Regions from separate parts of the Mus musculus genome. Here regions 1, 3, 4, 5, 6 and 7 are each linked to region 2. Evidence: chromatin loops called from intact Hi-C (ENCODE). Cell type or tissue: heart. All regions are shown on one strand.

Region 1 (4,000 bases), 160 kb before region 2:
ATGGTTATTGCTTGTTGAAGCAAATGCATCTATTTCCATTAAACTGTCTTTATTATATTCTTTGGAAGCTCAAGATTCCACAGGATCTTAAGTGACGTGTTAACCTTTTGCTCTTTATATGTAATGTAATGTATTGTGGGAGTAAAACATAATATGCATAGTTTTCAGGGGGAAAAAGCATCTTTTCACTTTCGAATCCCTTATTTCTAAGGAGCGATGTTTTGCCTCCTAGTCATCAGGGACTATAGCAAGCCTTCAAGCCAGCACATCTGTTTGCAGAGACTTTATGGTCTAATTACCCAGATGTTCTGTTGAGAGCTCTCCTCAAATTTAAGGTTGACATAAATATACATTTGGAACTAGAGAGAAAATATGGTATTTTTCATACTTATGTAGCCAAGTGCATTTTAGTGACAATTTTCATATTTTACACATCTTTTTATTGTTTGTATTGTCATTGTTCTTCCCAAAGCATTTTTTAAAATGTAATTTTTTTACACATGGGTAGCAATTAAAACATACATGGTTTTTGTATATTTGGAGTGCATGCACTTGTGCCTGTGTGCATCCATGTGTATGTGTATATGTGTGCACATGTGCACATCTTTCAGAGCACTCAAGTGGGGGTCATAGCATCAGCCTTGTCAGAAGATGCCATTAACCATAGAACCAGATCCCTGGTCCATGGATGGCAGCTTCAGAAATTGAACTCTAGCTGATAAGGAATTATCTTGACAATAGAAATGTTGATATAATAGATGATATTATATTAGGTTACAGTTTACTCTTATATAGCGTATCCCCAAGTAGAAATGAAAATGGGATAGAAAAATAAATTTACATAGGAAATTTCTTCATATTAAAAAGATACCTTTTAGGGATACATAAAACATTTCATGTTTATCTTCATAATCCCAGAACTCAAGAGACTGAGGCAAGATAATTATTGTGAATTAGAGGCTAGCTTCAGCTACATAGTGTGTTTACACACATACACTCACATCATATATATATATGTATATATATTAAAAGGCATAATTTTCTTTCTTTTTTTAAAAGTTAAATTTTTATGTGTATGTTTCTATGTCTATAAGCATTTATTTTACATGTATTCAAATGTCTATGAAGGCCAGAAGAAGGCAGTAGTTCTCCTGGAGTTGGAGGAGTCACAGATGGTTATCAGATTCCTGATGTGGGTGCTGGGAACTGAACTTGGATCCCCTCAGAGAGCATCATGTGCCCCTAACTGCTAAGTTAGCTCACTACCCAGGGGTTATTTTCTTTCAAAGTGATTCATTGCAAACCACAATTGTGTGCTTTATGAATAAGAATAAAACCCTCTTCAATGTACAAATGAAAAGCTACTGCCATAAATTCTACCAACTAAAAATCTATTTTTGTATCTCATGTTAGTTTGAAATCTTTGTAAAAGATTCCAGCTATTTTATTATTTCCTTTTCTTTTAATGATGACTTGAAATTTTACCGGTTCTGAGTGGAGAAACAGATTTTAGTTGGCTCAAAAATGGGTTTGTCTGCCAGCAAGATGACTCACTTACAAACACACTTGCCACCGAGCTAGATAGTCTGAGTTTGACTCCCAGAAACTAAGGTAGAAGGAGAAAACTGACTCTCACAGGCTGTCCCTGACTCAAACACACACACACACTTCTCCAGGGAAGAGCCCCCAAATTGGTTATCCAGTACCAAGTGATCAACACTGAAGTCACATACATACTATTAGCATTTTATGGGTTAAGCAGGTTGAATTTATATATTTAGGAATGTATGTATGAATATATATATATACACAAAGAAAAAAGGACATGATTTTGAGAGAGAGAGAGAGAGAGAGAGAGAGAGAACAAGAGCAAGCAAGATGGATGAGGTGGTTTGGTTTGGAGGAAGGAAAGAAGAGAATGATGTCATTATGTTTTAAGTTTTAATTTTGTACTCTTCATTATTCATTGAAGAACAAAACATGAACAGCAGGAAATGTAATCCAGCTAAAACCGGAAGTGATTTTGAGGTCAATCTCTATGCTGAGCTTTCCCGGTCTGTGTCTACTCTTTTCACAGCTGGGTAAACTGGGTTTTAAACAGCCCCCTGATTTGTCTTAAATCACACTTGCAGCAGCAATGAGTCAGATCTGCCAAACAGTTCCAGACTTACTATAGGATGGGGATCATCTTACTGGTGAGGTCCTTAGTGGGGCTTTAGCATGCCTTTTCTAGTTGGCTAGCTGGGAGGCACTGTTGTACAGGAAAAGCATGGAGAAGGGTGGAGGTGAGATCTGGCTTTTGCCACCTGGTGGCAGATCGTGGCAAATTACCAGCGGAATTAATGGGAACAGTGACCAAGAGTCAGGAGCTTAGAAGACATGCCCAGGGCTTCAACTCATAGTCATGGCCATCATTATGAGGAATATATTTTCATTGGGAATAATGTACTCTAGTGGTATGCTTTTAATATTAACTACATATTTTATTATTAACTTCTCATTGATGCTTTAATTCTCCATGTTTCCCTACATTCTCAGCAGAAGATCTCTTGGTATCCTCAGTTTCCCTCATTTGCAGCAGGAGGGAGAAACTGAACAAAGCTTTTACCGTCCACGTGCTCGAGAGCTAAAGAAAAATAAATATTGGCCCCTCAAAGGAAAGTCTTTCAGTCAGAATTATCTGCATCAGCCTTCTACAAGGCAGATCACCCTACAAGGCACATAGATATAGTTCCCAGTCCCCTAGTATGCACTCAAAATACTGAACCGAGAAATGATTGTCAGGAGTTGCAAACTGGTGGGGGCATGCATAAATGACAGTAAAATAAACATTTCCAAATGAGCAGATAAGAGTAGGAGAAAAGTCATTTGGATTCACACTTCATAGACGTGCTAAAGTCACTTCAAATGGGCCAGAGAGTTCAGTTTTATTGAATTGCAGTATGCTGAAATAAAATCTCTCATGAAAAACATCCTAACAAATTGAGTACAGCTGTGGAGAGAAGTATTTGAAAATTTGAGCAGCACAGGCTGTGAGCACAGAGAGGTGCAATCCATATACACTCAGTAAGATGAATGTATGAACACATATAGTATATTCAAACCAACAGGGGAAGAAATGGCTGAATGGTGGGAACACTTGACAACACCTGACTCATTTGCTACGGAGTCTAACCACACACAGATGTAGAAACCAACAGGCAGAAAACACTCCGTAGCTAATTCAAGGTGATATGGAGCAAGGCATGAAGAACATTGTAGAAAGGAAATTCATGAGGGGGGGGAGTGTTAAATGTGAATAGAAAGAGTGATTTCCAGGGTAGTTGGAGATGCATGTTCGGCATGAAAAAACAAGATATGATGTTAGTAAATCACTGAAGAAGAGATGTATCCCTCTCCCCTTCCCTTCCTTTCCCTTCCCTTCCCTTCCCTTCCCTTCCCTTCCCTTCCCTTCCCTTCCCTTCCCTTCCCTTCCCTTCCCTTCCCTTCCCTTCCCTTCCCTTCCCTTCCCTTCCCTTCCCTTCTTCCCCTTCTTCCCCTTCTCCTTCTTCCCCTTCCCTTCTTCCCCTTCCTTTCTTCCCCTCCCCCTTCTTTCCCCTTCCCCTTCCTCTTCCCCTTCCCCTTCCCCTTCCCCTTCCCCTCCCCTTTCTCACTGTATAGCCCAGGCTGGCCTCAACTCAGAATCTTCCTGCCCCAGCCTCCTAATGCTAAGATATACATGTTCACTTTACAGTGTGTTTCAGGTGCTTCTAAGATTCTCCACATCTCACTTCTGGAGAGGTGGCTCAGTGGTTAAGGGCACTTGTTGCTCTTGCAGGGTACTGGGATTCCGTTTCCGTTGTTACCTACATGGCAGATAACAAAGCCTTCTGTAACTCTAGTTCCAGGAGTCCAACACTGTCTATTGGCCTGTCTAGACACTGTATGGACACGGTGCATGCACATACATGCAACGCAAAACACTCACGTACACAATTCATAAATAAGTCTTTTAAAATCT
Region 2 (4,000 bases):
TATAGAAAGCTATTTCAGGCCAGAGCTAGAAACAACGTTTCTCCAGGGTTAGGTCCACCCTGTATTCTGAGGGAGGTGTTTGTTAGAAAGTTCTCAGCATTTCCTGGTTTGAAGTTCTGCATCATTGAAGATCTGTGTCTTGAGATATCCTTCTCTGTGGGTATCCTATTCCTCCTTTTAAGGCCATCTGCCCCCTGGCTTAGGGGCCCACTGCAATCCATCATAAGAACTCATCTTAACTTGGTTACATTTGCAAAGATCCTAGCTCCCAGAAGGGTCACGCGAGGCCTATTCTAGGTGTTGAAATTTCAGTATCAATGTGGGTTTTTTTTTTTTTTCTGGGTGCGAGGGAGCAGGACAAGGGCATACAACTCCATTCCCTCGAGGATAGTGCCTGTAATGAAAGCTCTTACAGATTGATGCCTTTGGCACGGTGCTCTCTCTCCCCACTTCCCCCACGCTCCTCTGTCTCGCCTATTTCTAGCCCCTTACTACGTTCTGGCCCAGACGGTGCCCCAGGCTCTTCTTGTTTTCTTGTTCCTTGCCCCAGTGTTGTAGAAAATATTTAATCTCAATTTGAGGTTTCTACCCTGACTTTGACCATTTTTTTTTCCTAGATAAAAGACACAGGGAACCTTTATATTTACAAGCCTTAAACAGCACAGCTGGGCAAATATCTACCTTCTATGCTGTTAAAATATATTTCCTGTTGATAACCCTGAGTTATTACTGTTTCACATGGGCTGCTCTTAACTCCAGTTGGCCAGCCCTCAGGGCTGTGCTTTCTTGACTCCTAACCCAGGGCATCTTACTCCCCTCTCCACCTTTCTCTCTCCCCTTGTGATCATCTCCAACTCCAATGCTGCCGGGAACACTAAGCCCCCACCTATCTCAATTTTGCCCAGCTATAGGCTGTAGGCATCTTTATTCACTAATCAGAAATAACTTGAATCTATGTGGGGACTCTCTGGGACAACCAAGTCTTGCTCCCCTCACACTTAGCATTACAATTCATAGCAACAGACCAAACCTCAACATCCCATCCTTAGGACCAACTGCGAATCTAAGGAGCCCTAAGTCATTTTGCTAGAGAATGGTATTTTTTAAAATAAGGACACAAGCTGTGCTCATTGATACTGGGTGTCGCAGCCTCTGCCCTCTGTATAGTAATCCATATAGTATACACATCTTTGTGTTTCTGTGTGCTAAGAGTCCAAGTCCACACGGTACCTCTGACTCCGTACTTGTTCCATTCATTTTAACCTTATGTTATTTTCAACTTTGTAGGAAACACCACTCTTACTATATAAGAACGTTTTCAATGCAGGCATGCACATTTAGGGCCTGAGGTTCTCTCCACAGTCATTCCCGCCTTCATCTGTGTTCACAGGCACTGTCAGGGTTGGGAATGTGGCAAATCATGGCCAGTCTGGATCCCCTGGTCAGTGCTCTCTGTATCTGGGCTCCTGGAGGATCTATGGTTTTGGGGGTGGGGCACTGTTTATGGTTTTGCACACTTCTGCAATTCCTTCTCAAGTTTGTCTTGCTGGCCAGCCTTGCGCTATCCAAAACTTACAGTTGAAAAAGTGAAGGTTAGGGGACTTACAAATGGGGTCCCCGCAACTTGGAGCTTTGTAGCCAAGTGTTTGACGCTGAGCATCCACCTTACACAGAGATAGCACTTTGGCCCCCTCTTCTGGTTGGATGTAGGAACTGCAGTGGGGCATGATCCGGCCATTTGTGTGTACTGGTGTGCAGAGCCCCCGTGATGTGTTGGCAGAATGAATAAACCTTTAAAAATAAAGGATATCACTAGCTAGCTAATGGGAGTAAAGGAGCGAGTTTGGTTTTTTTTTCCTGATCATTTTTTTTCTGACCCTGTCAATCTATCTTGTTTTTCCCTTCAAACGCTTCCTCACTGTCTGAGGCCAGACAGTGCCTGTGAACACAGATGAAGGCAGGAATGACTGTGGAGAGAACCTCAGGCCCTAAATGCTGTCATAGAAATGGTGTGACTAAGCAATTGGGACTCAGAGAGATAGCTTGACCTTCGATGTAGAGCTGAGCCTTACCTCTGCCACTCACGCTGTATGCTGGGAACCAGGCTCTTGGCTTCTTTGAGGCTTAGCATTTTCCCGAGCCATCGTTTGCACAGTGGATTTGCTTGTTGGTTTACTTTTGCATGTGGATGTGGTGTGTGTGTGTGTGTGTGTGTGTGTGTGTGTGTGTGTGACATGCCTGTGTGTTGTACATTCTCATGTGTGTGGGCATGCATATGTTAATACTGAGTGTCTTAAATTTCTCTTTACTTCATTGGGTTCTCTAACTAAACCCAGGCACCACTGATTTAATTAGTCTAGCTACCCAGCTTGCTGTAGGGATCCCTTTGTGCTTTTTTAAGGAGTAGAAAATTCACACAAAATCGTGATGCGTGCCATAGCCTGCCCGTAAACTCCCAGAAGGCACTGCTGTTTTAGTGGGTATTGGTGCCACTGTTTTGTATGGCTATAAACAAAATACCTGGGGTCGAATGGTTTCAAAGGATAAAAGGCTTAACTGCTCCCAAGTTTGGGAGGTTGAAAAGTCTGAGCTTAGCAGCCACATTTAATAAAGCCCTTGATGTTCACTGGACAATGGCAGGTGCACCATCACTGTAGCAGGAGGGTTTGTGAGACGGGCCAAGGAAGACTCAGAGAAGAGGAAAAACCGCTCTCAGGGTAACCAATGCAACCCCACAAGACACAACTCACTCCTTAATTCTGTCTTGAGACCTGATGCTGTTACTTGAGAAATAAACAGTTTGTTCTTGAGAGTGGAGCCTCCACAGCCTAATGACCCTTTAAGATCCCACGGGCCCTCAACATGATTACCTTGTGAAGAAGGAACGCTAAAAGAAAGAGTCACCTTAATATGAGCTACTCACTTTAAGGGTGATGTGACCTAAAAGTCTAAGTGGGGTCAACTCCTGTGTGTGCACCGGTCAGTATGGGATGAAATAAAGGGGATAAAGTTTGTTCCAGATAAGTGCCTCTGTATTGTAATTTTAATGATGGGTGATAATTGATGATGTAAGTGGGAAAGGGTCACTTTATCACTTTAGAGATGGGTGTAATCAGAAGTGGTTTGGAGAGCTTTGGTGTGTAGCAGTTAAGACTTAGTTTCTAAGATGTTGAATGTGACTTGTGAAAGTGAGCCAGTGACCTCAGCCAAGTGACCAGAAGACAGCTAATTGTGATGGTTTGCCAGGAGCTGGGCAGGTGAGCAGCACTGTATGTCTTAGTGTTGTCTTGTGGTGCAGAGGGAGTCCTGGCCATCGCCTCTGCTTTACACATGGATGTGACTGGAGCAATGGGTCTCAGTACGCCCAGGCAGGATTTGCTTGCAGACACAATTGATGGAGAGGATTTCAGTCCATAATTCAACCAATAGCCATCTCTCCCAGCAAATTACTTTTGAAGTAGTGTGTATATAGTTATTTCATCTTGCTATAAATAAGTAAGCCATAAATAAATAATTTATGGTTTAAATATGACATCCATTTTTACTAGATTGTCACTTGGTTTATGGCTAATGTCATGAAAACCTTTATGAGTCTGGATTTGCAAATTCATAGTTTAAGCCTTTGGCTGCTCTTCAGTCATTGTTTTAGACAAGAAGAACTTGGAATGGAACCTAGGGTTTTGCACATGCAAGGAAAACACTTGACCATTCAAGCGATCTCCCCAGACTTTTCTTTTTCCCTCCCTCCTGTCCATCTGTCCTTCCTTCCTTGCTTGCTTCCTTGCATTTGAGACAATGAATCATTATATAACCCAGGCTAGACTTGAACTCAAAACCTTCCTGCCTCATCCTCTGGAGGGCTGGGATTATGGAAATGTACCATATGCCCCGCTGTTACGTTGTTATTCTATCATACATTCCTCATATCATTTTGCTTTCAAAGCATCAGGATTCTCCTTTTTTGTTTTAGATTTATTTTAGTTTATGTTTATGGATGTGT
Region 3 (4,000 bases), 250 kb before region 2:
ATAAGGGTAGGTTGTGTCAGGGAGGCCCACTGCAAAGCTCTCCTTTGGTATTAATAAGTCATAACTACACCAAAGCTTTTCCCCTTTTCTATGGGTTTGTAAATGACTGAACAAATCCACACCCCCCCCCAAAAGCATCCCTTTTAATGGTCCTCTGCTGGTTTCAGACTGTCCATTGCACCACATTTGGTCCCTTGGTCATTAGTTCATACATGCAGCCTTTTATGGGGTACCAGCTAACTCACTGCAGCATCTACCACACAGTAGAGCTCACGGCACATCAATGGTTTCTTACAGATAAACTTAAGAGAGTTGGTCCCTTTAACTTGATAGGAACGAACATTAAAGACAGGCACATCAGAGGCTCAGCTTCCCATTGCTAAGAGTTTTGCAAAGCACCCACCCGTTTATGTACTTTTCATGCCTCTTCCTGGTTCCTTAAGAAAGTCCTCAGGGTTCCCAGGGAGGAACTGACTCTGCAGAAGGGGGGCACCGTGAATGCTGAGAAAAGAGAAAAGAACTCGCTAGCCTCAGCGAGCTCTCAGGCAAGGTAGTGAGACCCTGAAAAGTGATACATTCCTACCTTTGGGTACAGCTGCCCTCTCCTTCTCCCATCCCACCCCTCCCACCTTGAGCAGGCTCCACAAACAATAAAGCCTAAGTGTGGCCATTCTCCAACTCATGGGAATCCCACTTCACATCGAGGGGGTCTTAAAAGGGATCTTTGCCCATGGAGGTGCAACGCAAAAAGTTTAGAAGTTTAGACTTGTAGAGACAGCTGAGCTTCCTGGGTGTGACCCATTTAAATTAGGTCATTCAAAAATTCCCTTCTAACACCTGGCTCTAAATAGAAGAACGGCTTGCAGCCACTAAGAGGACGAAGGAGGGTTGTACGTAGGAGGTGAATGCCTGCCATCATCAGTACCAGGGCGCTGAAGATGTTTGCTGAGAGAAACACTCATCACTTTCAATTTCTTTTCCTTTTTAAGCAACTTCCGGAGAACAAGGCATTTAAAATAAAATCACAACCAGGAACGCCACACCTAGGTGGGGTTCAAACAGAACGACACATCTTTTAGAAAAGAAGAGAACAGCAACCTGTGAAGTTAGAGTGAGCCTCTTACTCACGTAGCAACCCGGAAGCTGCTAGGAAACAATCAAGCCGGGTTTCAAAATGACCAGCACAGGATGTGCCCATAGAAAGAAATGTTGCGTGCACCGAGAAGCTGCCAAAGTTACCGCTGCAAAGTACCCTGAACTTTCAAAAGGCGGCCTGGGGTCACTCTGACCGGCCTCGTCCGAGCTGGATGCCTTACAAACACTTGTGCCCCGGTGATATTTGGCGGGAGGGAGTGGGGCGGGATATGCAAGGAGGAGGAGCAGGGGACCTGAGCACCTTCGTCGCAGCGCAGAAAGCATCAAGGTTTCTCCCCCCCCCCCCCACCCCCAAGCAGAGGACAACAAGGTAGCTCTGAAATCCCGCCTCTTCCCCCTCCCCCACCAGAGCACCCCAAGAGACCCGGCAGCAACGCCCTTGGGTGGCGGGACCGCGCCTTCTCTGCAGCAAGGGAGCTCAGGGGCATGCTGGAAGTGGAGGGTTGCCCCGCACCCTAAGGACCCAAGGTGGAACCTACCAGTGAGGTGGCACGCTCAGAACTCCGGGCTGAGCTAGGGCGCGCAGGTGCTCCCGGGCACCCAGAAGATGGCCTGGGCGGGCGGGGCGTCCATGGTCCTCAGCTGGCTGTGCTCTTGCCGCCCCACGCTGCTGGGGTGGGGGTCCACTCCACAGTCTCTGCTTCTCTTGCGGGTTGAAGAGACGGTCGGTCCGAGGTGGCTTGCAGCAACAGGCACCGCGGTGTGGCCGGCGGCGGCGACAGCAGCTGAGGAGGAGGAGGAGGTGTCTGCGCGCGGCTCGCTCGCGTTTCCTCCTCCCGGGCTGGGCGAGCGCTGGGGAAAGCAGAGGCGGGGGAGGGGGACAGCAGCCGGAATCTCCCTAGTGAGTCCCCCGGGAGCCAAGAACAGGAGTAGATGCCCTCCCTTCCCCTCCGCACCAAGCGACTCTGGCTAGGCGACTCGGCCCAGACTGGCGAGTCACAGGCGAGCAACAGCTGCTGCAGTGCGGGTCCTCCGCGGCCTCCCTCCCCTCGCTCCCCAGCGGTCCATCCTCAGCCCGCCCAGGGGCCACCAGGCGCCACCCCACGAGAGCTCGGGGAAGGTGCAAGCATCGCCACCCCATCCAGCCTCAGCGCGAAGTCCTGGCCCGGAATATTCCCTGCGTGCTCACAAGTGATTATGGCCCTCCCGGCGGGATGTGTGGTCACACACCGGGCTCTTGACCGCTTATTTATAGCAGGTAGCCCTGCCCGAGGCTGTTTTGGCGTGCGAGGTTCTCAGCAGGTGGCAGCGGAGCCCGCGCTCCCTGAGGGATCCTGCTTCTCTGCACGCACCCTCCGAAACGGACCCGGAGATCACTGCGCAGCGTACCCGCAGGCCACCCAGCCACCAGCCCTTCCCCCGCCTCATCCTTCTTGCATTGGGGTCGAATGGCAGGATGGGGGCTGGTGGGGGGAACCAGGAACCGAAGCAGGATGGGACGCTGGCACTCCAGGCAGCAAAATCGGGGACTCAGAGAAACACCCGGGATGAAGTGCCCTCCGCGGATTAGCCTCTACTAAACCCATCTCTGGCCAGGTGCGGGGAGTGACGCAGAGCCCGGACCGCGCGCTTTTTCCCTCTCTGCGTGCGGAGCACACACACGCACGCACTGCGCGTCTGTGTGCACGCCAGAGAGCCACAGAAACCTCTCAAAGCACCATTCCCGCAAGTTAAAGAGGCAGACTCACTCCAAAGAGCAGAAGGGATCCAAGAAAAGTGAGCGGTGCACGTGGCTTGGATTGTATCTAGAGCCCTCCGTAGCTGCCATGTGGGGTTAGTTCATTCTTTATTACACCATAGTTTGTCTTCCTAGTTTCAGATCGAGAGAGAGAGAGAGAGAGAGAGAGAGAGAGAGAGAGAGAGAGAGAGAGAGAGAGAGAGAGAGAATGAATGAGAATAGATATAGCCAGGAATAGTCTAAGGAAAAGAGTGTTGATTGGTTCGTGGAAAATGCTCCGCAGGAAAAGATCAGGTTATCCAGCTAAACTCTATCGTCTTCAGCATCATACTATCACTGTTTCATGCTTTTATCTTCAACCCCATTGTTAAGTTGTCCTTCCCGCTCTGTGGCCTACAGACCATGGCTACTTCCAGAAGGTCACCACGTCAAGACAAGCGACATGCCAGCCATTGAAGGAGCATCCCAGCCACATTTGGACCTATTGCTTAACTACCCTGCCTGGCAGTCTCCACCATAGAAGGGACAGAGAATTTCTGGAGCATGCTTACAGAATAGGGCCAGAGCCACCTCATCTACCATTTCCTTCCCTTATCTTGTCCTCACCCTGCCACCTCCTCCCTGCAAAACGTTTGATTCTGGAGTGCAGGAAGGCTTAGCAGTCAAGTAGAGACCAGATGGTAAAGGAAGGCAGTGCCTGGGTAGAGTAGCCTAGTAGTCCAGGCTCCAGCTGGTGCTGGGAGGAGGGGGAGCAGTTCATTCCCCCATAAGCTCGCACAAATTCCAGCTCAGAGATGTATACCTTAGAGGCAAGAAACCATGCTAACCCTGACCTGGCCTGGGGAAGTGTTGTGCCCATGTACCAGGCACCAGGCAGCTATCTCTACATCACCTTTCTAGTTCCCAGACACACAATAAAGAATTCGGAACTTTAAAAAAAAAAAAAAACAAAAAACAAAAAACAAAAAACAAACAAAAAAAACAACCCTTAACTGACTTATTGTAGACCTCAGGAGACAGCCTGCCTGCCTCACCCTTTGGGTTCCAGCAGCTCAGGAAGAAATAGTAAAATCTCTAGATCAAGGCTGGCATGTGGGGTTTGCAGAGTTAAAGACTGTCAAACAGGAAGAGAAATCTGTAGTCTCACTGTGAGCAGTGCCAGCCAAG
Region 4 (4,000 bases), 360 kb before region 2:
GCAGCTAAGTAAAGACTGTGACTACTTAGTTAAGTAGCAGGGGCAGTGGTCAAAGCATCTCCACGGAGGAGGGCTGGAGAGAAAGGAGGCTGCCAGAGCACGGAGCCGGGTGACTCAGGAAACATACTTCCACTGCACAGCTGAGTGTGCGTGTCCACAGCTCATGACTTGGGAACTCACGAGAGGCCAGAAGTCTGTCAGTAGCTACTCTGTCCCAAAGCCAGTGTCCCTCTCTCTTCTTTCAGTTGGAGGTCAGCCCAGCCCTCCTTACTGGCTACACAGGCACAAGGTACTGACCCTATGCAAAGTCCAGCAGGCACTTCCGCTTCCAGAATGTTTTTTCCTTATTTTGTCTTAAACCAAGATGAACTCTACAAGGCCACCATAAAACTAATGCCATTTCATTCAGTACTTCCTATGTTGAGATCTCAAAGTAATCACAGATTATTTTTTTAGTAATCTTTTTTTTAATGTTTACATGATGGTTTATTTATTTTTATTTTTTAAAGATTTATTTATTATTATACATAAGTACACTGTAGCTGACTTCAGATGAACCAGAAGAGGGAGTCAGATCTCATTATGGGTGGTTGTGAGCCACCATGTGGTTGCTGGGATTTGAACTCAGGACCTTTGGAAGAGCAGAAAGTGCTCTTACCCACTGAGTCATCCTGCCAGCCCTGTTTTTAGTAATCTCAATGTATAGATAAGAAACCAAGATGCTAAAATCATATATTTTGTCCAACTAAGGAGGTAAGTTGTCTGCTTCCAGAACCAGATCACTATGGATTGGTAGAATCACGTGGTCCAACACACAGATGGCTCCAGGACATAAGTGAATACAGAGGAGGGATGAGGTAGAGAAAAGGCCAGAGGGGCAGGCTCAAGGCTTTCTGTAGCAATACTTCAATACTGAAGCACAATGGTGTCTAAGTTTAATAAGTACCCAGTGAAAACCAACTAAAAACCTTTCCAAATATAAAAAAAAAAGGTCCCTGATCTAGTCTAAGCAACAAACTCTGCACTGTTAGCCAGTCAGGGAAGCTTCAGGCCTCTAGGAAAGTTAGACTAGAATAGTTAGACCACACACTGAAAACCTCAGGCTGAATCCTAAGCCTCGGCCTCTTCTTCACCATACTCATGGTCGGGTCCTCTGACTGGGCCTAGCTAAACTCAAGATACCTCACCTCACCACGGTATACCCGTCTACCCCAACTCAATATGTTGTTTTTCAGAGAGAGCATGATTAATTTTAGCAATCTCCTATTCCTCTAAACTTGGAAATAAGCAAAATGTTCTTTAAGTATCATAGCGGCTTTATGGTTATAAGATTCAAGTACATACTCCAGAGTAGCTTTGATTCTTAGAACCTGTGCTAGCATGCTAGCACTGAGTATGTGGTGTACCCACACATACATTATTTGTGTATTTAGAATAAATACACATGTATTTCTCCTATTTTATACATTCTGGGACATAACTCAACTACATCAACTCATTAAGAAAACACTCTCGGGATGGCGGGATGGCTCAGCGGGTAAGAGCACTGACTGCTTTTCCAAAGGTCCTGAGTTCAATTCCCAGCAACCACATAGTGGCTCACAACCACCCATAATGAGATCTGATGCCTTCTTCTGGTGTGAAGGCAGCTACAGTGTACTTATTTATAATAAATAAATAAATCTTTGAGCCGGAGCGAGCAGGGCTGACTGAAGCAAGCAGAGGTCCAAAATTCAATTCCCAACAACCACATGAAGGCTCAGAACTATCTGTACAGCTACAGTGTACTCATATACATAAAATAATGAAAAAAATTCTCTAATTCTTTCTTCTTATGGTCATGTTACTGGTCCTTCCTATAGTTTGTGGACTGCTTGGTCAGAACATAACTTCCTGATAGAAGAACTTTCTTTGGGAGTGGGGAGGGGGGTTGCAGTATACGGAATTGAACCCAGGGTGTTATGCAAGCAAGGCAAGTACTCTGCCACTGAGCCACAGCCTTGCTGACTTTGGAGCCTTTTATATTTCAGGATTAGGGATGCTCAACTGGCAATGATAAAATGCTTGGTGGGAGTTGTTGGCCTAGAACCTGGGGCCTCACGCATGCTAGGTCAGGATGCTACCACTGAGATCCGTCCCCACCCAAGACCACCCTTACAACGGCTTCCAAGAAATCATTCCATTCTCCTTATTGGACTTGCAACCATAAAAATTAAAGGACCCAAAATTTGTTCTTCTTCCAAGGTGGCCTTTCATAGCTCACCATCTATTCCGCTAGTAATGTTTCACACACAGTGAGTAAAACACCCACTCCCAGATGCCTCGTGGCTCTGTTTAATAGTTAATGGATGCTCTCTATAGCTGTACAGTTTTCTGCCGCGGTTGGATGTTAACATGTAAAAGGGAAGTGAATGATTATTCTCCAAACCACAACAGCAAACCCTTGGTCCCAAATAGAACCTCCAGCTGTAACTTTCTGCATGCTCAGGCCCAATGCTGATTTACCAAGTGGAACTCAGCAGGAGCCAGCTCTGCAGATCAAGATCTCCTCTGCCTGTAAGGGCCAAGTCACTGCTGGCCCGTAGGGTCATTTCTACCATCATCTGCCTTATCTTGACAGCTCGTGTGGAAAGCGCTAGCGAGCCTCTCAGTTGCGCTCTCTCGTTAAAGCAAAACTCTCATTCCAGATATAGTTTATATGCTGTCAGCAAGCAGTAACGACATGGAAATATTTTTTTTTAAATGAATCAATCATGCTTCTTTCTAGAGCACTGTAATGACCAACGTGAAGCTTTTCAGGCTTTATGATGTTTATATTAATTTATCTCATAAAAAAATAACCAGGTAACATTTCATACCTATTAGGACAGCTACCATTATAAAAATCATTTCTGTAAGGATGCAGAGAAGTTAGGATCAGTGAATAATGGGGATATAATTATTATAGAAGAGTACAGGAAGGCTTGAAAGTTAAACAGACACACTGTGCGGCTGGTTTTATATCAACTTGACAGAAGCAAAAGTTGTCTGAAAGGAGGGAACTTTGATTGAGAAAATGTCTCCATAAGACTGGGCTATATGCAAGCCTATAGGGCATTTTCTTCATTAGTGATTGATGGGGGGCCCAGCCCATTGTGGGCGGTGCTATCCCTAGGCCAGTCATCATGGTTTCTATAAGAAAGCAGGCTGAGCAAGCCATGGGTTGCAAGCCTGTAAGCAGCACCCCTCCATATCACCTTGGGCCTCCAGGTTCCTGCCCTGTTTGACTTCCTATCCTGGCTTCCTTCAATAATTAACCTTGATGTGGAAGTATAAACCAAATAAACCCTTTCGTCCCCAAATTGCTTTGGATATGGTGTTTCACCACAGCAACAGAAACCCATATGAACACTCACCATATGAAGTAGCAAATTCACTAACTCTAAAGAATGGAAAGCAGAAACCTGAACAGATGTGTGTATACCAAAATTCTTAGCACTACTGCTCACACAGGAAAAGGCCAAAAGAACTGGAATGTCCAGTGATGAATAAATGAATCAACTGATAGAATATTATTCAGCCAAAGAAAGAAATAGGATCCTGACATGTATAAAATGAGCAAACCCAGAAGATGCAATGCTAAGTGAAAGAAACCAAAACCAAGAAACCAAATCCTACTGATTCCACTATACAGGGTACCTAGATTAACTCAAATTGTAGAATCAGAAAGGGAGAAAGCTCAGTGGTAAGAGACCTCAGTAAGTCACTGAACCTCCAATCAAAGCAGGGCACGCTGCTCGGGCCTCTAACTCCTGCACAGGGAACAGAGACAAATAGACTCTCAGCACTTACCAGCCGGACTAATCCAGCCAAAACCAGCTCTGGTTCAGTGAGAAATCCTGTCTGAAGTCAACAAGGCAGAGAAAGTCAAAGGAAAACAGCCATGTCCCTGCTCTGGCTTCTACACACACAGGCACACATATGTATACATTCACACACCACAAATTACCCCAACACACAC
Region 5 (4,000 bases), 62 kb before region 2:
AGGAAACAAACCGGGAACTCAAGCAGGGTAGGAGCCTGGAGGCAGGAGTTGGCCCCCAGACCGTGGAAGGGTGCTGCTTATTGGCTTTGTTCCTCGTGGCTTGGACAGTCTGCTTTCTTACAGAAACCACAATCGGCTGGGCCCTCCCCCATCAATCACTCATTAAGAAAAATGCCCTACAGACTTGCCTACAACCTGATCTTATGGAGATATTTTTTTCCAATTGAGGTTCTCAGACAAATCTCTAGTTTGTGTTGAGTTGACAAACAAAACAAAACAAAACAAAAAAAAAACTGGCCAGCACAATGTCTTTCCTCTGCATTCTTTCTCAGACCTTTCCCTTTGATACATTTGTCAGACTACAGGATGTGCCACAAATTGTGCATAGGATCCATAGTTCCTGTCTTTGACTCAAAGGGCAGGGCCTCCAACCTTCAGCTTCTCTCCCTGGTAATTCTCACATCATTGCTATTTGTAACAGAAGGGTGGAGGGTGTTAGAGAGGAGAAATAACTCCCCCTTGAGCATTAGAGGCCACCAGTCAGTTTACAGAAGGGGCTGAAGACCCACCCTCCATTCAGCTCACATCTGTCAGGACTGGGCTTTAAGGACCTTGTGTGGAGTCTCCACGGATTAGTTAAAACGAGGCTATTGGTTAGTTAAAAGGAAGCTAGTCAGAAAAAGGTACATTCCCCTTTAACAACTACTTCTGCCCTCTTAGTGCATGCTGTCCTTGAGCCAGGAGCTGAGATTAAACCTGCAAGCAAACACTGGAGATACATGGATCATGGTGGCCCAGGTCATGCAGACTTCATGAGCTCACTTCCTGGCCGGTGACATGGGGATAATACTCACCTTACCGAGCTGATGTGAGGATATGAAGACAGAAGTGACTGGAAAGTTGAAGAATTGTTCCAGGGGAGTGTTTGCAAGATGATTAAAACAAAACCCAGTCCAACGCAAGCAAACAACCAGTGTGTGGGGACGTGTTCCTCAATAGAAGTAGCTTAGACAGAATGGGATGGGGACAATTAAAAAAGTTTTTTTTTTTTAATTTATTCTCCTTAATGTTTAAACGATCAACCATGACTTTGAACGTAGCATTCCTTCCTAGACCACTAACGAAGGTTAATTAACTGGGTAAAGACTCCGATTGAGAAAAAAAAAAAAAACATCGCGCCATTCTGAAACTGCTGGTCCTGTCTGCTCTCCATCCTGGGCTTCCTGGCCTAACCTCTGCCTTCCTCTTCCCGCATCTGACTAGTCCCAGGACCCAGGAGAAGGGAGTAACCCGCCCCAGCCTGAGGCTCCCGCGCAGACCCGCCACTTGGCTGGGCAGGGTTAGCCCGCCCAGCAGAGGAGGCGGAGAGGGTCAGCAGTGGGCGGGGCTCGGGGTGGGGCCACGGCTTGGGCGCGCGGCTGACGCGACCCAAGGGTTTAGAGGGGAAGCGGGAGTGACAGGAGAGGCGCGGCCTGGACTCGGGGGCGGGGTCATGCGTGCGGAGGCGGGTCCAGGCTTCAAGGGACCGGGGCGCGGCGATCAGGGGCGGGGCTTCCGTGCGGTGGGCGGGGTCCTGGCGGGTCCAGGCTGAGCGGGTAGGGGCTCGCGGGGGCCGAGCTCCTGCATTCAATCCACCCGGCAGCCCTCGAGCTGCACCGTCTACCCCGACCCGGGACGCCGCGGCCGGGGCGAGGAGGGCAGAGGGACGCGGCGATGGCTCTGTGGGGACTCCCGGGGTCCGCTGTGCTTGCTGCTTCAGTGTTCGTGGGAGGCGCTGTGAGTTCGCCGCTGGTGGCCGCCGGTGAGTGCTTTGGTCCTGGTCGGGACGCCTGGTGAGTTGGGTCTGCGCACGGAAGGGAGCCAGGGGCTCGACGAGTCGGTCGAGCCCACAACCCCGCCGCGCCCTGAGTTGCGCGCGCCCTGCTGTGCTACCGGATCTGGCTCTGAACATCTGGGTGTCCCGGGGTGGCCCGGGCAGGGTGCGGCGCGCAGCGCGGCTCCAGTCCTTCCCCACCCGCCTGCCGGGGTCCCGCCTTCCCTCCCCGCCGCTTCTAAAAAACGGCGGGACCCCAACTCGGATTCTTCAGGATGTCGCTTTCCTGGGATGCCTTCTCCCTAGCCGTGGACCCCTTTCTACTGTCCTGGTCCTCAGAGGCCTCACCAGGCGAATATCTTGACACCCGGGATAGGGTTCTGCTTTCCAGCCTCCTTCCTCGCTTTATTTTCTTCTTTCCTTTTCATTATGTTAAAGCCTTGAAAGTGCCAGTCTTTGCAGGTGGTTATGGATTCTTTTAGTAAGTCGGGAATTTCTCACTCCTTCCCATACATGCTGGATAAATTAGGCCGGGAAAGAGGAAAGACATCTATAATGTATACTGCTTTTTCTTTGTATCAAATCCTGTCATCACAAAAGGAACCTCTGTGGTCGGGGTGGAAGCCACCAAGCCGAGACGCTGAGTGCTGTCTTCAACTACAAGCCATCAGCGGGAGTTTCTAACTGAAATCTAAGAGGTCTACCTTTTACTTAAGGACGCCTTTGCCTTGTGCTCCTGTTTTTATAAGGCACACACCAGGGATTCTTAATAATTGTTTCCCCCTCTTAATTGCCACCTCGCTGCAGTACTTAAAAAAAAAAAGTTAAGCCTTCCTGGCCGTTTGGGGTTACCACAGGCTGATTCTTACGTCAGCAGGCTCTGCCAAGCTTGCCTTCAGGGGTGGCTCCTCTTCAGGCCCAAATAATAAGCAGCTGGAAGGCTTCCAACGGTGACTGTCTTCTCTATAAAATATACGTGCTGCTCTTCTTTTTGGAGAATGTTCTAGTCACTCGGAGCTTTGGAGCCTGCTTCTCATTTGTCCTTTACTTTTTCATGGGCATCAGAACGAGCTAGCAAGGGAACAGGATAGATAGACGATGTGTCTCCTGGGTATTTATTAGCAGATCCGCATTTCCTTCAGCCATCTACCCAGGGGAAAGGGAAGCTGGTGACTCGTTCTATTGGATGGGAGATTTTCCCGTGCATCCTGGGCTTCTTTCCCGAGACTTGTAACTACAACATAGTTTCAACGTAGATTGGAGACTGCAGGTAGTAAGTGGTATCACTTGTTGCAGAGTTTGGAACAATAACAGAAAAGATGAACCTGGGAGCAAGATTGTTACAGTTTAGTAAGTGAGGCATGTAACCAGCCATCATCAGGAGAAATCCATTCCTAGAGTGGGTTTTTGTTTTGCTGGGTTTCTGAACAACATCCGGGTGTCAGGCCTGCAATGTGACTGAAGAAAGTTCTACGGAGTGGTGCTATTAGTAACCTTTTATGAGTGAAAGTTAGTGCTTAAAAAGAATGAAGTACCTAAGGTGGAGAGGATAGAACTTCCAGTTTGTTGGCTGGCTTAGGGCCTGTATCAAGAGATGAGCCTGGAACATCTGGCAGCTGATCTCTTTGGACTCCAAGTCCAGAAGTAGGAAGAAGGAGATGGCATCTGATAGAGACAGCCTGCCGTGTGCTTTAGCTGGGTGCTTCATGTGTATTTTAAAACTTATTCCTCATGACCCAAGATGTGTTTATTCTCTGTAGATCAACTGAGGCCTGTCATTACATAGGCACTGTATCAGTAAGCATTGGTTGGGTGGGGTGGGAGGTAGGGGGAAGGGAGAGGGGGGTGGGGGGTGGGGGGATAAATACAGCCTGTTTGGTTTTAAATTCATCATCTTTCTACTGTCCCCCATGCTTCCCAGAGAAAATAGAGGATAGGTCAGCCTCAGCAACCTGACTTAAATTGTAAGGTAGTTAGTTCTAAGATGCCCAAACATCACATCAGGAGTATGTAGTCATCTGAGCCATACAGTGGAGAACCGACAGAGAGCTTCTCAGAGGGTGGGTGGCAGTCTCTATCACTTCCTTTTTTTTTTTTTTTTTCTTTGAGACAGGTTTTCTCTGTGTATCCCTGGCAGTCCTGGAACTCACTCTGTAGACCAGATTGGCCTCGAACTCAGAAATCCGC
Region 6 (4,000 bases), 370 kb before region 2:
ATGGCAAGCACCGAACATAGGATCTGGGACAAAACCTACTTTGACAACCTTTTAAAATAAAGCAGTATCTTACCTAGGGGGGCATTTGAGAGACTAAGTTAAAAATTAAATTTATCAACTGAATCCATCCTTCCCATATCTTTTTATAATTCCTCTCCTTTATCCTCTCCCCCTTCCGGTCTTTCTCCTATGAAAGCAGTCTGCTTTTTCTCAGCTATGCTAACACTGAGCCAGAGCACAGTGGAACCCCACAGGCACTGAATACGTGATGCTCCTGTTAGCAAGGAAGTATGTTTCCAAGAAGTTACGCCCCAATCTGAGCACACCTGCTCACACGGACCTTCACTGACGGCTCTGTCTGCTAGAAAGGAAAGACAAGCAGATTCTCCATTGCTCTAAACACCAGCACACTCTCTGCAGTAGGCAAGCACACAGAACGTATAGAGACTAACACAAATACCTCTGCCATACTTAAGTCTGGCCAAGTTAGCACCCCCAGACACTGAGGGGTGAGAGGAGCAGGGTGCTCTGGAACTGTCAGGTCCTCAGCTGTGTGGCACAGCCAGTGCACTCCCTGATGCCCCTCGGTCCCCCACCTGTAGACGGAACTGTCTTCCCAGATATGCCATGACCTTTAAATGAATGAATAGTCATTCCAACACAGAACAGAGTGTCTACTCACGTCTGTCACTTATCATGGCTGCTACCTACGTTCTGGCTTCTGCCCCTAGGGGAAACTGTTACTCTTTACTGGAATCTCCCGACCACCAGTACCACCCACCATGGCAAGCACTCTCTTGAATTTGGTGCTTATATTAATTCATATTTTGTATTTTAATTTACATCTATTCATAAAACATATGCTGCCTCACATGTACATAACCACCTAAGGAATAGATGCCACTATTAGTGTGGCCACTATCAAAGTCAGCATGAAGATTCGTCAAAACTCTAGAAAGAGAACTACCACGTGACCCAGGCAGGCCACTCTTGGCTGTGTACTCACAGGATTCTAAGCCAGCATACACAGAGCCACCTTCACATCCATGTTTACTGCAGTGCTAGTCAAATTAGCAAGGAACAGAATCAGCTTAGATGCCCATCAATAAATGAATGAATAAAGCAAATGTGGTGCAGGCATACAACAGAGTTTCATTCGGCCACATAAACGAACAAAATTATGCCATCTGAAGGAAATGGATGGAACTAGAGATAAACATGGTAACTGAAATAAGCCAGACTTAGAAGAACAAATGTCACTTTTTCTCTCATATGTGAAATCTCGATTTAAATAACACACACACACACACACACACACACACTGTCATACCACACCACACAAGTCTTTCTGCAATTATCTTTCTTCTCCCAATATTGTTTTAAATATTTATTCATGCTCAAAAATGCTTCTGGCTGACTCCCTTCAGCCAGAGTACAGTCTAAGTGCATTGTATAACAAACCTATTCCTGGCCCTGCTACTAAGTATTATTTACTCCATTTTCCGACTTTTAGGATGGAGGCTGCAGTGAACTCTCTTGTACATAGCTCCTGAAGCACTCACATAAAAGGTTTTGCAAGGGAAATAATGGGGACAACACTGCTGGGTCACAGGGTCTAAGCACCACAGCGACAGCAGGCATCCTCAAGTTTCTCTCCTGAGATGCTTCCAGGTCATAGCCATGGCACTGGGGCACAAGAGAATGCCTTTTCAGGACACCTGCAGCGTTCTTACACTTCTGCCAAATGATGGATACAGACCGCTCTCTGACTGTGGCCTAATTCCTACTGCTAGGACACATTTAAAACATGTCTTAACTACTCCAAGACTCTATGTCTTCTGTGAGATAATGTAATCTCAATTCAAAGGGCAAAAGCAACAAAGACCAGCTTCTCCCACGTGCTGTGGCTCCGAAATGTCTCTCGCCATCTTTAAACACAACCAACCGTCCCTCATTTTCTCCAGCTGTGCAACAATGAAAAGGAAGCCTATGGGGAGGAGGAGGCTCTCTAGCTTCTGTGTCTAAGTAAGCAGCCCCATAAGGGGCCCCCCGGGTCAGAGGGCGCTCACCTGCTTTGGCTCCCCAGTGTGGCTGTGCTCTTTTTGCTTCTCTTCATATAAGCACCTCAGAAAAGAAATAATTAATTCATTCTCTCGCTGCTCGTTTCTTGGTCTCAATTTCTTTTGGGGGGAAAAAGATCAGAAACATAAACATTACATTTCTTTTCTTATTGTCGACAAAACTGCAGTGTGCTAACAACCTCCACCCAGGAACGAGTGCTTTTCTTCCATGACCTCACTAGGGGGCACCAGTCACCCTAAGAGTGCAGGCAACTGTTTAACCGAACGGAGGGCAGAGCTAACTGGGCCGTATTTAGGAGTCATCTTCGATGTCCTTTTACCCAAGATAAAAATTTTAACGTCAAATAGTGGGGGTCAAAATAGTTAATAAATAAACAGCTTTTAAAAAGAGATAAAACAAAATCTATGTAAACACCCAGAGTCAAGTCATAATGGTTACACATTTATAAGCTCTTAAGACTGGGGATCTAGAAAGGAACTCGTCAATTGGATCCAGGGTCAAGCTGTTACGGGGTGAGTGCTCCCGTCATGTGGCCCGTGTGTCCCTGTGAAGCAGACACTTTGATGAACACGTGTATGCCAAGTTCTCAGTCGTCCTCCCACGCCCTCCTCTCCCCTCCTCCTCTGTCTCTGTCCCTCCCTTTCTACCCTCTCTCTGGTCCTTTAGCTCTCCTTTTTTAAATTCACAAGGACGTTTAATTTGCCAGCAGTGGCAAGGCACACTGCTTAACAAATGAGAACATGCAGGTTTTAGTTACCACTCATCCCACCTAGCCATAGTGGTTCACAAAATACTGTGGGCTCTCCCCTCCACCTTCCAAATCTTTGCATTTGAATTATCAGCCACAGGGTATTTTCAGAAGTCATCTAATTCAACACATTCCTTTCTGTGAATGAAAATAAAACCAATTGCCCAAATCACCCCAGAGAGACACAGAGTTCCTGGCCATCCGCCTTGTTCTTCTCTAACTCCAGACTGTGGCCTGCCCTTGAACAGGTCAGGAATGACGAGCGGACGGATCAGCTACACACGCAGCAGAGTCTGTGTCAGTGCCACCACTGGCTAATTTCTTCCCAGCTAACGAAGGGACATTGGCGTTATCCTTAGAGTCACAAGCATTAACGATAAGGAAAGCTTAATCCAGAATTCTGATAATCCAGCCTTCCGGAAAAGGTCATTTGGAATTGCAAGTTTTAAAGGTTGATAAGATGCCTCAGCGGATAAAGGCACTCACTGCCAACCATCTGACCTCAGTCTGATCACGGGAACTATGCAGTGCAACTCTGAGTGCTCGTGCACACACATACCAACAACAGAGATCCAGAGAGAGGGGGTCAAAACTTCAAACTGACAGAAAAATGAAGTAACAAGCAGGCATGGGGAAGTACTGCAGGAGCCAGGAGACCCCCAACGAACTCATTAACCACCCCAGGCAATGGCTGCAGCGCAGCAGAAATGCATTATCTGTGGTGTCACAGAGTCAAGAAATAAATACTTCCTCAGAATCTTTTTGAAGTATGGCGACGCTACCCTCCCACTGCATTCAAGAAGATCAGGGATGTGTCGCCACCCTAAAATCTCTCCTGTGGTTCACCATTCTCTACAGTGGCTAAACCACTACTTCTTTCAGTTTTTATTCACATCCATTAATCAGAGTGACAATCACAAAAATGATTATGAATCAAGTTGAGTAGCATCACTTTGTGGTCAATAATTTGTTCACAGTCAGAGGTGCCAGAAGCTGGTATGGCAGTTACCAGGGGCAGTGATATCTAGGACAGTGACAGGTGCATTCAGCAGCAGAGAAAAGGCTCCATGCTCACCCTCAGTGCTGACCGAAATGGTGCATACAGCATCCACTTGTGTGCTTTTCTATAAATGTGTTATATGTCCATTTAAACAATCAAAACAGCCAAGC
Region 7 (4,000 bases), 940 kb before region 2:
TCAGGTAGCTGGCAGGAGACAGGACCAGATGAATGCTTTTCTAATGTTTTCTGGACTAGTTACTTTTCTCACAGGACTAAGATGGACTGCTGAAGATAGACTAATACAGCCCCACCTGGGTGACAGAGCACTCATTTTTTCTTTCTTTGTTAGTCCCTTTCTCCTATTTGCACGGATGCCCACTTTGAAGCTGAAAGTTTAAACTGTGATTTTTAATTATGTATGCATTTAAAAATAAAACATGTAGCTTTAATGCCCTTTTCTTCCTCTTTCTTCTGGATTCACTATGTACCGTGGCTGGCTTGGGACTCAGTATACCAGGCAGGCTTAGAATTCATAGAAGTCCACCTGCCTCTGCCTCCCAAGGGCTGGTATCGAACTCATATACACCAAACCCTTCTGGGTATTCTTTACATTTTTCTTCAATTTATTAAAAATATTTATTTTATATGTTTGAGGATATCTTAATTACTTTTCTATTACTGTGCTAAGACACCATGACCAAGGTAACTTATAGAAGAAAGAGTTATTGGGCTAAGGGTTTTTGAGGGTGAGTCTATGACCATCATGGCTGAAGCATGAGAGCAAGGAAGGCAGAAACAGCACTGAAGGAATGTAGGTGTACTAAGACAACAACTACGGGATGGGGGAGAGCAAGAGAGAGAAAGAGAGAGGGGGAGGGGGAGGGGAAGGGAGAGGAAGAGAGAGGGGGGAGGGGGAGGGGAAGGGAGAGGAAGAGAGAGAGAGAGAGAGAGAGAGAGAGAGAGAGAGAGAGAGAGAGAGAGAGATTGATTTAGGAATGGTGTGGGCTTTTGAAACTCAAAGCTCTCACCTCAATAACTCACTCTTCCAACAAGACCACACCTCTTAATCCTTCCCAAACAGTGCCACCAACTGAGGGCCAAGCCTTCAAGCACAGGAGCCTATGGAGGCCATTCTCATTCAAACTGCCAGGCTCTGTGTGGATAAAGGTACATGCCACCACCAAGGTGACAACTTGAGTTCCATTCGCAGAGCCAACGTGGTGGAAGGAGAGACTTGACTTCTTCATCTCACTTTGTGGCACATGGGGATTCCCAGACAAATCCACTAAAAGAGTTTGCATGTGAGTGACAGATTTCAGCCTTGGGAAGAAATATATCTTACCTAGAAATCAATAAAAGACACTTATATTGTCACAACTAAGTTTCAGCATTTTCCTTTAACGCCAGCCATCTGGCTTGACATATGATTATGGTAACAAAAACAGCCTATTCTCCAAATAGTGACCTGGTTTATGCATCATTTTTCACTAAGGGTCTTTTTTTTTTTTCCATTGGAGTCAGGGTATGTTCTGTCTAGTCTGTTCAGGTCTAACGATTCATTTGCCCCCACTACCCCAGTCTATCATTGAACAAAAATCCAGCTACATGGAAGCTGAGTGAAACATCACCAATTTTTATGAAAAAAAAAAAAAGAAACAAAAACAAAACCAAAACAACACAACAACAAAACAAACTGAAGGCAAATCAAATAGTAAACCTGGCAGCTAAACCAACTCAGGACACTTAGCACCTTTGTGACATTTCTGAGTCAGGACAAAGCACTTTCTCTCAATGACAGCTGCCTGAGATCTGAGAGGAAAGGGGACTTGGGGGTAAAGAAGAAACCGTTCTTTTCCTTCTCCCTCCCCCTCCCCTCCCCCTCCTCTTCCTCCTTCTGCTCCTCTTCCTTCTTCTTCTTTTGCAAAGAGGCTGTGGTCTGTCTGACATGCAAGCCTGGTGGGTGACCTGAGTCCCATCCCCAGAAGCCATTTAAAGGTAGAAGAAAAGAATTACTTCCATAGAACTGTCCTGTGACATGCACTGGGTACATCCCTCACCAGGTCATCACACACACTCTCATAATAAATAAAATAAAATAAAATAAAATAAAATAAAATAAAATAAAATAAAATAAAATTTAAAAGTACTTGTCAGCTTGAAAAGAAATTGAGAAGCTAGGCTTTGGGCCAAACCAACCAGGCAGAAACCACAGAACAGAAAACAATATGATAAAAAGGAGGACATTTCTGTGTTTTGTATACTGATTTTTATTGTGTAATTTTATTAATTTTTTTAATAAACTTTAACATCTGTTTTGATGGGATAGTTAGTATTCACACATTATTTTTTTAAGTATAAAATTATGTTATTTACAAGCATGGATAATTTTAGTCCTTCCTTTCTGTCTTAGTTAGGGGTTTCTATTGCTGTGAAGAGACACCATGACTATTACAGGAAAACATTTAATTGGGGCTGGCTTACAATTCAGAGATTTATCATCATTGTGGGAAGCATGGTGTTATGCATGGTTCAGGAAAGATAGCTGAGAAGTCTGTGTCTGGATGTCAGTCCGTGTCAGCAGGAAGAGATTGTCACACTGGGTGTGCCTTGAGCATTTGAAATCTCAAAGCTTGCCCCCAGTGACATACTTGCTCCAACTAGGCCACACCCACTCTAGCAAGGCCACACCCACTCCAACAATGCCGTACCTTCTAGTAGTACAAGCCTAGGGAGGCCATTTTTTTCTCAAACCACCACATTTTCCAATTTGAATATTTTTCATTTCTTTCTCATGACCTTCCAGGGCTTCTAGTATTCATAAATAAGAATACTAGAAGTATATATACTGAGTATATACACTCTTGTTTTGTCTTCAGTCTTAGAGAAAGTGCATTTGGTTTTTCCCATTCTTTTGTTGTTAGTTAAATTTGTAATAGTCTTCTTTATGTTATCATACAATCCTTCTATGTATATTATTTTTCAGGGCTTTTTTTTTAAACAATTTCTTTCTTTCTTTCTTTCCTTCTTTCCTTCTTTCCTTCTTTCCTTCTTTCCTTCCTTCCTTCCTTCCTTCCTTCCTTCCTTCCTTCCTTCTTTCTTTCTTTCTTTCTTTCTTTCTTTCTTTTAAAGATTTATTTATTATTATATCTAAGTACACTGTAGCTGTCTTCAGATGCACCAGAAGAGGGCGTCATATCTCATTACGGATGGTTGTGAGCCACCATGTGGTTGCTGGGATTTGAACTCAGGACCTTCCGAAGAGCAATGTTCTTAACCACTGAGCCATCTCTCCAGCCCTCAGGGCTTTTTATTACACAGATAAATTGAATTTTATCAAATAGTTTTTTTTCTTTATTGAGATGATCATATGTTTTTTTCTATCATTCTGTTGATATAATGTATAGCATTTGTTAATTTGCATGTCATGCTGATTAGATTTTTGTCAACTTGACACAGACCAGGGTCATCTGAAAAAAAGGAATCTTCAATGGAGAAAATACTTCCATGAGATTGGCCTGTAGGCAAGTCTGTGAAGCATTTTGTTGATTGATGATTGTTTTGGGAGAGTCCAGCCTGCTGTTGACAGTGCTGGTTGAGAAGTGGCCCTGCATTGTATTAGGAAGCAGACTAAGAAAGCCATTTAGCATCTTTCCTCCACGTTCTCAGCTTCAGCTCCTGCTTCTATGTTCCTTCTTGAGTTCCCTCCCTGATTTTTCTTCATGATAGACTGTGATCAGGATGTATAAACCAAATAAGGTCCCTTTTCCCAATGGTGGGTTAAATGATATGGTTCTTGTCTCACAAATTCTCAGGCATTTGCATTCCTGTTTCCCAACTGGTGACACAATTTGGAGAGGCTTAGGAGATGTGCCTTTGGGTGGTGGTTTGAATAGGTATGGCCCCCATAGACTCACGTGTTTGAATGCTTGGCCCCAAAGGGAGTGACACTGTTAGGAGGGGTGGTCTTGTTGGAGTAGGTATGGCCTTGCTGGAGGAAGTGTGTTGCTGTCAGGTGGGCTTTGAGGTCTCAGATGCTTGAGCCCAGGCTCAGTGGCACACAGCTCTTTTCCAGCTGCCTGTGGATCAGGATATAGCACTCTCAGTTTCTTCTGTAGCACTATGTCTGTCTGTATGCTGTCATGCTTCCTGCCATGACAATAATTCGCTAAACCTCTGAAACTGTTTTATGGGGTTTT

What was found. A loop is a pair of places that touch in the nucleus more often than their neighbours do. Peaks named below come from ENCODE experiments on the same cell type or tissue, not always from the same donor. Only the 100,000 strongest peaks of a DNase experiment are listed, where the experiment ranks them.
Region 1: a loop joins it to region 2, with 8 times the contacts of the local background. A loop is called at or near these places in 39 of 42 quality-filtered maps.
Region 3: a loop joins it to region 2, with 2.7 times the contacts of the local background. A loop is called at or near these places in 2 of 42 quality-filtered maps.
Region 4: it touches region 2 in a loop (6-fold over the local background); 28 of 42 quality-filtered maps call a loop at or near these places.
Region 5: it touches region 2 in a loop (3-fold over the local background); 15 of 42 quality-filtered maps call a loop at or near these places.
Region 6: a loop joins it to region 2, with 10 times the contacts of the local background. A loop is called at or near these places in 29 of 42 quality-filtered maps.
Region 7: it touches region 2 in a loop (8-fold over the local background); 2 of 42 quality-filtered maps call a loop at or near these places.

What each region holds. Positions count from the first base shown.
Region 1 is chr5:64,068,513-64,072,512 of GRCm38, reverse strand. No RefSeq gene overlaps it. Among named protein-coding and RNA genes, the nearest start is that of Pgm2, 22 kb to the left of the region's middle. In heart, a CTCF peak has its summit at 2,272 (motif pointing left); a DNase peak (open chromatin) is centred at 2,252; H3K27me3 peaks cover 1,857 bases.
Region 2 is chr5:63,904,358-63,908,357 of GRCm38, reverse strand. It overlaps a transcript of Rell1 not described here. Among named protein-coding and RNA genes, the nearest start is that of Rell1, 63 kb to the left of the region's middle. In heart, no CTCF peak of the experiment used is centred here; a DNase peak (open chromatin) is centred at 1,687; H3K27me3 peaks cover 2,233 bases.
Region 3 is chr5:64,158,140-64,162,139 of GRCm38, reverse strand. Tbc1d1 (TBC1 domain family, member 1) reads right to left here and starts at 1,880. Exons shown (of 22, transcript NM_001310611.1): 1 at 1,635-1,880. In heart, a CTCF peak has its summit at 2,193; a DNase peak (open chromatin) is centred at 2,059; H3K4me3 peaks cover 2,839 bases; H3K27ac peaks cover 2,110 bases; H3K27me3 peaks cover 422 bases.
Region 4 is chr5:64,265,936-64,269,935 of GRCm38, reverse strand. All of the region lies in intron 6 of Tbc1d1 (TBC1 domain family, member 1), which reads right to left. Among named protein-coding and RNA genes, the nearest start is that of Gm38634, 11 kb to the right of the region's middle. In heart, no CTCF peak of the experiment used is centred here; no DNase peak of the experiment used is centred here.
Region 5 is chr5:63,966,447-63,970,446 of GRCm38, reverse strand. Rell1 (RELT-like 1) reads left to right here and starts at 1,550. Exons shown (of 7, transcript NM_145923.4): 1 at 1,550-1,801. The coding sequence starts at 1,714. In heart, a CTCF peak has its summit at 1,749; DNase peaks (open chromatin) are centred at 696, 1,446 and 2,686; H3K4me3 peaks cover 2,565 bases; H3K27ac peaks cover 2,310 bases.
Region 6 is chr5:64,273,575-64,277,574 of GRCm38, reverse strand. Tbc1d1 (TBC1 domain family, member 1) reads right to left here. Exons shown (of 22, transcript NM_001310611.1): 8 at 2,070-2,180. Among named protein-coding and RNA genes, the nearest start is that of Gm38634, 18 kb to the right of the region's middle. In heart, a CTCF peak has its summit at 2,292 (motif pointing right); no DNase peak of the experiment used is centred here.
Region 7 is chr5:64,845,896-64,849,895 of GRCm38, reverse strand. No RefSeq gene overlaps it. Among named protein-coding and RNA genes, the nearest start is that of Gm31684, 31 kb to the right of the region's middle. In heart, no CTCF peak of the experiment used is centred here; no DNase peak of the experiment used is centred here.